Regions from separate parts of the Mus musculus genome. Here region 2 is linked to region 1. A link is a loop called in an ENCODE intact Hi-C map of the cell type or tissue named here. Cell type or tissue: gastrocnemius. All regions are shown on one strand. Links, peaks and the distances in the headings refer to the core of each region. The heading gives the core; the rest is flanking DNA.

Evidence for each region. A loop is a pair of places that touch in the nucleus more often than their neighbours do. Peaks named below come from ENCODE experiments on the same cell type or tissue, not always from the same donor. Only the 100,000 strongest peaks of a DNase experiment are listed, where the experiment ranks them.
Region 2: a loop joins it to region 1, with 2.5 times the contacts of the local background. A loop is called at or near these places in 4 of 42 quality-filtered maps.

The regions. Positions count from the first base shown.
Region 1 is chr6:30,112,488-30,117,862 of GRCm38, forward strand. Nrf1 (nuclear respiratory factor 1) reads left to right here. Exons shown (of 12, transcript NM_001164226.1): 7 at 2,526-2,684; 8 at 3,609-3,806; 9 at 4,569-4,670. Among named protein-coding and RNA genes, the nearest start is that of Mir182, 51 kb to the right of the region's middle. In gastrocnemius, for the core only: no CTCF peak of the experiment used is centred there; no DNase peak of the experiment used is centred there.
Region 2 is chr6:30,352,652-30,358,026 of GRCm38, forward strand. No RefSeq gene overlaps it. Among named protein-coding and RNA genes, the nearest start is that of Zc3hc1, 36 kb to the right of the region's middle. In gastrocnemius, for the core only: a CTCF peak has its summit at 3,139; DNase peaks (open chromatin) are centred at 3,249, 3,754, 4,176 and 4,867; H3K4me3 peaks cover 34 bases; H3K27ac peaks cover 3,295 bases.

The sequences.
Region 1 (5,375 bases), core at 51-5,050:
AATCTTTATTTTTATATGTGGGTGTGTCTGTGCACCACATGCATGCAGTGCCTGTAGATACCAGAAGAGGGCATTGAATTTCCCTGGAACTGCACTTAACAGACTTTAGAACTACCATGGGAGTTGGGAGGGTGGGGAACTACCATGGGGTGAATAGGAGTCAAACTTGGGTTCCCCTGGAAGAGCAACCAGTGTTCCTCACGGTGAGCTCTCTCTCCAGCTCTTGCAGTCTTTACTTTTGTTTGCTATTAACATGGATTTGATGCCCTTTCTCTCTGGTTGTACCCTGGAAGGAGCAGTATTTTCTACTGTGCTTGGAGTAAGTTTACTGGTCAGCCTAGGGCCCTTTAGGCACACACAGAGACCTAAGTCAGAATGAGAGCAGCCAAGCAAGCTTATTCTAGCCCAATTAAGGACAGCCTGAACAGTCCGATCCTGTTGATTGTCTCCCTGTGGATTACAGCAGACCTTCCTTAACAAGCACATTGAGAGGCTTTACTCTCACAACCTCTCCAGGACCACTAATTAGGCCAACTGGCAGTGAACAAGACACAGAGTCAAATTCTGGAAGGGAATTACTTAACTGTTTCTATGCTGGACAACTGGTAACTGATTTTCCCCATGTAGTCAGTCCCTTTCTGGTCAGTCATGATGATCTATGCCTCTAGTCTTAGCATTGAGGAGGCTGAGCAAGGAAACTCTCAAGTTCAAAGCCAGGCTGAGGGGGGTGGGAGGGAGGGGATAGATAAATAAGATGAATCTTCTTTTTTTTTTTTTTTTTTTTAAATTTGGGACAGTCTCTCCTTTTGTAGGTTGTTATTAATGGGACTAAAAAAGGAACTTTTAAGTTTGTAGCATCAGTTTATTTCATTTGTGCATTTGTGCTCTTGTTTTTTAAGTGAAGAAATAGAAAATGTATATAAGCCCTTTTCTGCTCGAGGCTAGAAAAGACAGTCAAGAAACTAGGATAAAGGACCTCATGAGGCAGCTGATAGCATGGGTTTGCAAATAGATATATTTCTATTAGCCCTCTGTTTGATGCCTCAGAGCCAAATATACATGAAGTGTATTATATCATGGCCTGAGGGTGGGAGATGTGTGAGTCGGAAGCATTTAGGAAGAGATGCCATGGCATGGCCCACATAGGAAGTCACTAGGCCTATCTTTGTCATATAAGCATGGATGATTTGCCTGCATGGTCCCCTGCTGTATAACTATTTGAATTATCTTCTGATATAATGAGATTCCTTTTTTTTTTTTTTTTTTTTTTTTTTTTTTGGTTTGGGGGGTGTTTTTGGGTTTTTTTCGAGACAGGGTTTCTCTGTGTAGCTCTGGCTGTCCTGGAACTCTAGACCAGGCTGGCCTCGAACTCAGAAATCCGCCTGCCTCTGCTTCCCAAGTGCTGGGATTAAAGGAGTGCACCACCACGCCCAGCCGAGATTCCATATTTATTATAAAAAGAATTATAAAAACACCTAGGAGATCCATTCTTCCATATTAAAGTGTTGGCATACTCATTCACTGCAGCTTAATCCTTAAGTATCCCCTAGCATTTTTGCTTTACCGTTTAGTTACAGCCATCGCCAAGTCCTTGATTCCAACTCCTTGCTCAAAATGTTCCTCTCCCTCTGGTTTTACAGTGCAAAGGCAGCACAGATGTGTTCTTGATAGGTACATGATCTAAGGTTTAAACTTGATAAACTGCTTTTCTTGCCCCAAATCATCAAACGTGCTGAAGAATATTCACTCCACAGACCTACTGTCTTCCTACATGCGTACACTGGTTCCTGTGCCAGGAAATGTGAGTCAGTATGTCAGCTGACTGTGGTTTAAGCCTGGTTTGGCTTCAGTTAGCTTCCCAAAATCAAGCTGAGTGAAGTCCATAATGTATTTCATATAGATGTTGCTCCATCTGCATCCAAGCCTCTTACTGCTGCTTCCAAGGAACTTGGAATAACTCTTGGGTTAGTTTCACCTTACTAAATGGAAAAGCAATTTCTTTTAACATCTTATACACATCTACCTCTTCATGGATATAATCCACCTTTTAGTGATTGTGGTATTTTTCGCCTGCTTCTCTGGAGGTCCTGCTCCAGTCATCTTGGTTCCAGATAACAGTGGTTCAACCTGCTACTCACATCTAGTCTACTTGAGTACCACCTCCAAAACAGTGTTAGCAGCACCTTGACGTGGACCCTTAACTCATGGAAGTTATAGAAGGAAAATCAGCCCTTAGTGTAGTAGTGTCTCTGGAGGCACAAATCATGTTTGGAGATAGGCATTGTTGTCCTTTTAAGAACAAGCCTACAAAATGTAGCTCCTATAATCATCAGGAGTGCCCTCCTTTAGTTGGCCATGGGGCAGAAGTAACTGTAGGAAGCAGTGAGCTCTCGGCAGTCCCATTTGGAACTTTCTGGACTTTTAGGGGTGCTCCCTGCTTGTTGGTCTTAGGGGTGTGGAGTCCAGGTGCACATCCCATGTGTTGGTCATGAGATCACTATGATGACCATGCTCTTGTCTTTCAGGCTCAGCTTCGGGCATTTATCCCAGAGATGCTCAAGTATTCCACAGGTCGGGGGAAACCAGGCTGGGGGAAAGAAAGCTGCAAGCCTATCTGGTGGCCAGAAGATATCCCATGGGCCAATGTCCGCAGTGATGTCCGCACAGAAGAGCAAAAACAAAGGGTACATTCCTCAGTCCTCATTAGTTTGCCATGCTGGGTCACCCGCCTCAGTTTCTGTTGGTACAAGTTTCATACCATTTCATAACAGTCAGGCCTCTTCCTCCAAAAAAGTCGGTTGTTCTCTGATATACAGTCCTTCTTGTTTATTACTGTACACAGAAAGATTTGGAAAGGCTGTGGATTTATACTTTGTTTCTTCATAGATGTCTTTTGTAAAAGCTTTAAACCAGAGAAACTTGGAAGTAAGAATCATTTGAAAGCTTAGAAATAGCCTTGCTTCTGATTAGCAAGAACTACTGTTGAGCGGTTTGGTGGCACATTCTGTAATGCTAGCACTCAGCAGGCCAGCGCATGGAATCTCTAGTTTGAGGCCAGCCTGGACAACATAATGAGTTCTAGACCAAACCTACCTGAAAACAAAAAACAGACAAACAAAACAAATCACTAGAGAGTTAGTTGAGTGGTTAAGACAGCTTGCTGTTTTTGCAGAAGACCTGAGTTCAATTCCCAGCACTCATGTCGGGTGACTTACAACCACACGTAACTCTAGTTACAGGGATCCAACTCTCTTCTGGCTGCCATGGGCACCGTCACACATGTAGGATACACTCACACAGACACACCCAGATAATATACATACATACAAAGAGACATAATACATACTTCTTGATCAGAGTGTTACCTCTTATGAGAAATTGGAGAGTTTGGCCTCAGTTTGGAATAGGACACAAAAGCAAAATCCGAACTTGGTTAGGAAGGAAGGACAGAAAACCATCAGTTGCTTTGCTCCAGAATAATTCTGTGGGAAGTCCTAAAAAACTAACTCTATACGAGGTTTGATAAATACATGCCTGATTCTCCTGTGGTGGCATAAATCCCCAATTTCTTTGTGGCTTATTATGCTTTCCTGTTGTTTTGATGACAGGTTTCATGGACCCAGGCATTACGGACCATAGTTAAAAATTGCTATAAGCAACATGGGCGGGAGGATCTTTTATATGCTTTTGAAGATCAGCAAACACAAACTCAGGCCACCACCACACACAGTATAGCTCATCTCGTACCATCACAGACCGTAGTACAGACCTTCAGCAACCCTGATGGCACCGTGTCGCTCATCCAGGTATGTAAGCCTGATGTCTCAGGGGAGGTGGCTCGGTGCTATCTCACCTCTAATGGAGAAGTTTCCTGTGTTCATGCTCTCTTCTCTGCACATCCTAACAGCTGCTCTCGCTCTCGCTCTTCCTGCCTAGCAGTCGCTTCCAAACAGTTTCATTTATTTTTTATTTCATTTTCTTGTGCTGCTTGGAATGGGAAAGTCCTCACCCACATGGCCACATCTTATCTCCAGCCTTTGAACCATATTTTACATTGCATGTGCTTTATTTAATTCAGAGCTATAAGTAGCTTCTGGAACATTTCCAAACAAAGCACCTGAAAATTGTTTCTTGGGTTAGGGTCCAATTAAATAGTAGAATGCTCGCCTATCATGTAGAAGACCATCACCTTCAATCCCCATCATCTGGAGAGAGAAACAGAGAGGAGGATTTTGGAGGAAGGAGGAAGGGAGAAAGACAGATAGGTGTGTACCTGCCAGAGAAATACCTTTTCTAAGGTGGAACACTGTTTATTGACAGATGAGGAATCTCTAAAGTTCAGGTTGGGGTTAGAGTGTAGAGTGTTGGTTGACTGGCACCAAACTCCAGAGTGGAATGCAGTTATTCTTCTAATATTGGTTCACGCTAGTCTCTGAGAGCTGATTTAGTCATTCTCTTCCTGTCAGGAGGCATATTATGCAGAATTTGGGGCTCAGCGAGTCTTAGCTTATGTGTGAGGGCTAGGTAGAAGGTCTGTCTACTGGCATTTAACTTCCTGTGTTTCCTAGGTTGGTACAGGGGCAACAGTAGCCACATTGGCTGATGCTTCAGAACTGCCAACCACAGTCACTGTTGCCCAAGTGAATTACTCTGCTGTGGCTGATGGAGAGGTAAGAAAAGGGTTTCTGTATTTCCCTACTGGAGTAGTGCATGAATGAGTAGGAAGAAGTCAGGCCCAGAAGACGAAGGAGCAGCCTTGCAATATGTGAAACTTTTAGTATTTATCCAACCATGACAATTTGGAGAAGTATCTAATATTGTGTTAATTGTAATAATTAAAATTCATGGATCACTACTGCCCAAACCAACCTGTTAGAAACTTAGAATTTCACATTTGTAATATAGTATTTAATATAAAACATAATAAAGGGATTTTCTCTTTCATATTTTTACAAGAAAGGCCATTTGAGGGCTCCAATGCTTAGTATAGGCAATCTCCATAGTTGCAAAAAGGTTAAACTATGTATGTTAATTTTATAAGTATGTAATTTATTTAAGATGCAGTTGGCTTAAGATTAGATTCTGTACCCAAACTTAGTGGTGCCACATGCCTTTAATCCCAGCATGTGGAGGCAGAGGCAGGCAGATCTCAGTGAGGTTAAGGCCAGCCTGGTCTACACAGAGAAATCCTGTCTCAAAAAAAAAAAAAAAAAGATTCTGTTGTCCTTTGGACCATTGTTGGTATTGGTCATGTTGAATGCATTAGACATCAGAAATTTAAATGATATCTAATGATAATAGTATGTGTGACTCTGCTGGACAAAGGAAAAAACCACCAAAGTACAAAGACATTAAAGATGTGAGCTTAAAGTGGG
Region 2 (5,375 bases), core at 127-5,126, 240 kb after region 1:
TCTATGTATGGCTTCAGATGTCCTGAGCCACTTCCTGGCCCATGGCCTGCTTCTCATTCAGATTCCTCGGGGCGATTTTCCTGCAGTCTCTGTTTTCCAGGCTACCTGTCTTCTCCTCTTGACCCAGTCTTTCCTTCAGCTTTTGATTTTGTTGTGACAGTGTGGTGGCTAATCTTGATTGTCAACTTGACACACCTGGGAGAACTCTCAACCGAGGAAGTGACTGCATTGGGCTTGCCTGTGGGCATGTCTGTGGGGATATTTTCTTGATTGCTAACTGACGGAGGATGGCCCAGCCCTCGGAGGATGGTGCCATCCGGGGGCGGATAGGCCCGGGTTGTATTATAAAAACAGCTGAGCAAGCCAGGGAGAGCAAGTCAGTTACCAGGGCTCCTTCCGACCTCTGCTTCACCTCTGCTTCGTTTCTGTCTCATTTTCCTGCCTGACCTCCCTCAGAGATGGAGATGTAAGATGAATAAACCCTTTCCTCCCCAGGAGGCTTCCAGTCAGAATGGCTTATCACAGAAAAAACAAAACAAAACAAAACAAAAAAACCCCAAAACCAAAGACTGAGCAGGGTGCCCTGCAACCCATACTGGGGTCTGAATGCTGACCTCAGGTCTCCAGGCTTGCGTGGAGCATCATGCTGGCCCTGACATGGAGATTACAGGTATGGACGGCATCTACTGCCAATCTCACTTTTAAACTGGCAGAGTGTTTTCATGTACAAAGTCATACGTAGACTCGGTGCCCTGATTTTCCCCTCAGATTATAGAGTGGTAAGAGACTTCTTGGTTCCCAGGTTCTGTCCTGGAGCCAGGCCAGCATACCTTTAATCAATCCCAGCACTCAAGAGAGACAGGCAGATCTCGGAGTTTGAGGCCAGCCTGGTCTACAGAGAAGAGACCCAGGACAGCCAGGGCTACACAGAGAAACCCTGTCTAGACAAATCAAACCAAAAAATAAGAACAAAAAAATGAAGGGTTCTGTCCTGGGGAGTTCCATTATGAGCCCCGTCTAATGGGGTGGTACTGAGGGTGAGGCCGGACCATCTCCTGACGGACTCCTGCTACAGGAGCCCAACTGCTCTCTGCCGACAGACACAATCATCCTGTGTGGAGCTATCTTAAAGGCCAGAGTGGGGAGGCACCCAGGTTGGCAGCTTAACCAGAAAGCCAGTCATTATGACACTGAGGTCATTCTTTTAGTCAGCAAGGCCAGAACTAGGTCTCCCTCCACCCTCCCTCCGCTCCCTCCCCCAGGGGGGCAGTCTGTAATCAGGCTCACTTCAAGAAGGGTAGAAAGCATGAGGGGCTGTGGGCGGCAACAGGAGCGCTGAGGCTCAGATGGCAGAGGGTGTCACCAACCCTCTAGTGCTGTGGGAGTTGCGGAGAGAGGCCAGGCAAAGCTCTCGGGCAGGCGCTTGGTGGTCTACTCTCCTGGGGAGCAGAGAACTTCATTCCTACCCCAAAAGGATGGCTCCCTTAAAACAGACAAGCATCATGGTACATACCTGTGATCCCAGCACCTGCAAGGTAGAGGCAGGAGGATGGAGAGTTTAAAGCTGACTACAAGAGAACCTGTCTCAAATATCAAAACACAAGGCAGGGTGAAGGGGCACAAGCCTTGAACCCCAGCTCGTGGGCGGCTTGGCAGGCAGAATCTCTGAGTTTGAGTCCAGCCTTACAGTCACTACATAGCAAGAGGCATGTCAGCCAGGCTTACAGAGGGAGATACAGACCCTGTCAGGAAAAAAAAAAAAAAAAGGAAGGAAGGCCGGGTTGTATGCCTTAAGTCCCAGCACTCTGAGTTCGAGGCCAGCCTGGTCTATGGAGTGAGTTCCAGGACAACCAGGGCTACACAGAAAAACCCTGTCTCAAAATAAATAGATAGATAACTAAAATAAAACAGGGAGGGGAAAAAACAAAAACAAAAACAAAAACAACCAAGAGAACAGGTTGGTGAGATGGCTGCTGTTATGACAAGGACCCACCTAAAGGTAGACAGACAGAATCAACTCCAAAGTTGTCCTCTGACCTCCACTCTTGTGCCATGATAGACCCCTCCAATCACACACACATCTTTTTTTTTTAAATTAAAAAAAAAAATTAGGGGCTGAAAAGGTGACTTAAGAGTTAAGAACAAGTGTTGCTCTTCCAAAGGACGTGAGTTCAATCCCATACGTCTATGTCAGACAACTCACTTCCTGTGACTCCTGCTCTAGGAGACCTATGGCTTTTGGCACACACACACACTCTCCCTCTCCTTCTCCCTCTCAAAAACAGAAGCAAAACAAAACAGCACCCACCCACATCACTTCCTGTTTCTTGCCCGACCTCACTCACGGCCCCTTTGGCTTTTTTTTTTTTTTTTTAATAGGACCTCATGTAGCCCATGCTGGCCTTGAACTCACCACTTATCCAAAGCTGACCTTGAACTCCTGACCCCTCTGCCTCTGCCTCCCGAGTCTGGGTTCACAGCTTTCCATGTTGGCCTTCTAGTGCACAGATGAGCCCTGCTATGGGTGCAAACATTCCCCTCACAGAGGGTACCCCCAGTTTTTCTCCTGCCACACCCTTGCCTCCCTAATGCACTAAATCCAAAGAGCTGGGGACTTTCTTGTCATTTATCCTCATTTTTAACGCCTCAAAGAATGTTTTCTAACTCTGTTGTGATTTTAAGACTGATTTTTTGAACCACGGCACCCATATTTGCCCTCCTTTTACTTTGAAAAATTCCTGGGCTAAGTTTATGGGAACTGAGCCCAGATCACAGCTGACCACTGAGGAGCAAGAGAGCTGGGGCCCCTGCAGACCAGTAAGGTTCAGGGAGAGGATGGAGGTGTGGACCGTGTGGTGGAAGGAGGAGGCCACTGCCCTGTTCATTCTATGCCTTTTACTTTGACCTGTGAAGTGATTTTTCCAGAGACTCTGGGATCCCAGCATTGTGCTCACCTCGCAGTAGGCATTAGGCCTTCTGGCCTCTGATCTGGGGTGCTCACCTGCCTCAACTGGCTTTCTGAGGGGAAAAGAGGCAGGAAGTGGTGCAGCTGACCAGACTGAGCACAGGGAAGGCGCTCCTGACTCCCTGTGGCCTGCTAGTCCAGATCCAGGCTCAAGTGGCCGCAGGATAGATGACTCAGGTAAGCCGTGCAGGCCAAACAGGCAGTGTCCACAGCCCAGCAGGCCGGGCCTATAATTAGCTTGCCTGTTGTCTTCTTAGCACCATCTCCTAAGGGTGGCCCTGCTGGGCCCTGAGCCAAGGCTGGAGGAGGCTGGCAAGAATGTGGTTATCTCACTTGGTGTTTGGTTGCCCAAGATGCTGCTTCCCGATGCTTCTAAAACTGGGCATCGAGCTGAAGTACCAGCACCTCTGCTGATGGGGGAGAGCCACTGGGCGAGAAGAATCCTTCCCATAGCAAGGATGAGCTAGCGAGACATTCTGGGATGTTTTTGCCTGAGCCCAGTGCCCATTTCTTTTCCTCAGACCCAAAAGTCCCTACAGCCTGGAGACACGGGTGGCCAGGTGTGCAGCTAAGGATTGCTTAGCAACCACGTAACAAACATCAGGTCCCTTAGCTCTTAAGCAGCCCTTTGACATAGACACTGACTACTCCTGCCCCTTTTACATATCAAGAAGCAGAGGCCCCAGGAGCTGGCTCAGAAGACAGACTGATAACAAGGGCATCCAGTATTTGAGTCCAGATGGCCAGATCCCGACTGACTCTGAGCTGGCTTGGCCACAACCTGTGTGCCGTCTTGGCTGTCACTCCCCACTCTGACCTTGGCTGAATGCAGGGAGTCAGGCCATAGTCTTTGCAACTTTGTGTCTGGTTCTACCGCTGGACAGGTATGGAAAGGGCACTGGGTGGAAGGCCCTCCCTTCCCTGGCCCTGGACAGCCATGTTTACTTCTGGTTGGGAAGTGTGGCTTCATAGGCACCTGACTGACCTGACGGGGTGGTAATGAACTCATGACCTGTACCACTGACTCACGGGCCAAAGCTGCTTCCCCACTCCATTCCTCAGTTTCCCCGGTGGATCAAGGGGCAGTAATGACCTCTTTGTGTTCCGTGCCGCCATGAATCGGGGTCAGTGAGCATCAGTCACACACCCTGGAATGCTCACAAGGAAAGGGTCATCTGCCGGGCCCGAGCTGCACGGTTGCCCGTGATGACATTGCTCTGGCCCTTGGCCCTGTGGCCACGTCCTCCAGGTTTTGTTACTGGCTTAACTCTGTGGGCTGGGTTTGGAGTGACTCAGCCTGAGTGTTGGTGACACCTTGGGAGGACTGGCGTCAGTGCAGCCATGTGGAGCAAGGTGGCTGCCAGTGGCTCGTCTCCTCTTGTGGCTTTCTCTTCTGGCTTCCCAGTCAGTCTGGTCTTTAGGCATTTCTGCACGCCTCTAATGGTGGATACAATGTCTCTAATGCTGGATACAAGGGATTAGCCCTGAACTTTAAGGAGAGCATCCTCAGGAGTGCCTTTAATCCCAGCACTCGAGAGGCAGAGGCAGGAGGATTTCTGAGTTTGAGGCCAGCCTGATCTACAGAGTGAGTTCCAGGACAGCCAGGGCTATACAGAGAAACCCTGTCTCAAAAAAAAAAAAAAAAAAAAAAAAAAAAAAAAAAAGGAGAGCATCCTCCACTTCTCTGGATCTTCACTAAATACATTCTCTTTCCTCTTCTCTGGGCACCCACCTCCATGCTGTCCATTTTCCTATCACTGGACTGGTCTGTGCTACAAAGCAGGCAGCCCCAACTTCCAGTCTACACTGACTTAGACAAGACAAAGCCAGATGCTGTGGCGAGGCTGGCGAGGTGGTGTCTGCCTTCCATAAGAGCGCTAGGGAGGCACATGGAGGTGGGTCTCTGTGTCTGAGGCCAATCTAGTCTAAATAGAGCAGAGGTTCTCAACTTGTGGGTTGCAACCCAACGTGGGAGGGGTTGTCAAGTGACCCTTTCACAGGGGTCACATAAGGCCACCGGAAAACTGGTATTTACATTACCATTCCTAAGTGTAGCAAAATTAATTAGTCATGTAAAAAGAAAAAAAAAATCACGAGAAACTGTATTAAAAGGGCCACAGCATTAAGAAGGTTAAGAACCACTGACAAAATTTCCAGACCAGACAAGGCTACAAAGTGAGACATTTTCTAAGACAAAACAAAACAAAACAAATCAAAACACCCGAAAAATGATGCAGAAATGAGGGTGAACCATTTGGAAAGGAGAGTTGTCGCCCAGGGCCTGTCCCCCAGTGATTGGTGGCGGTGGGTCCGTGGTTGTTTGAAAGGCAAGCTGGAGTTTAATGTGAAGCACTGGCGGCACCTAATGGCTCTAGTGGGTACTGCTAGTATTACAGCTTGACACTATAGC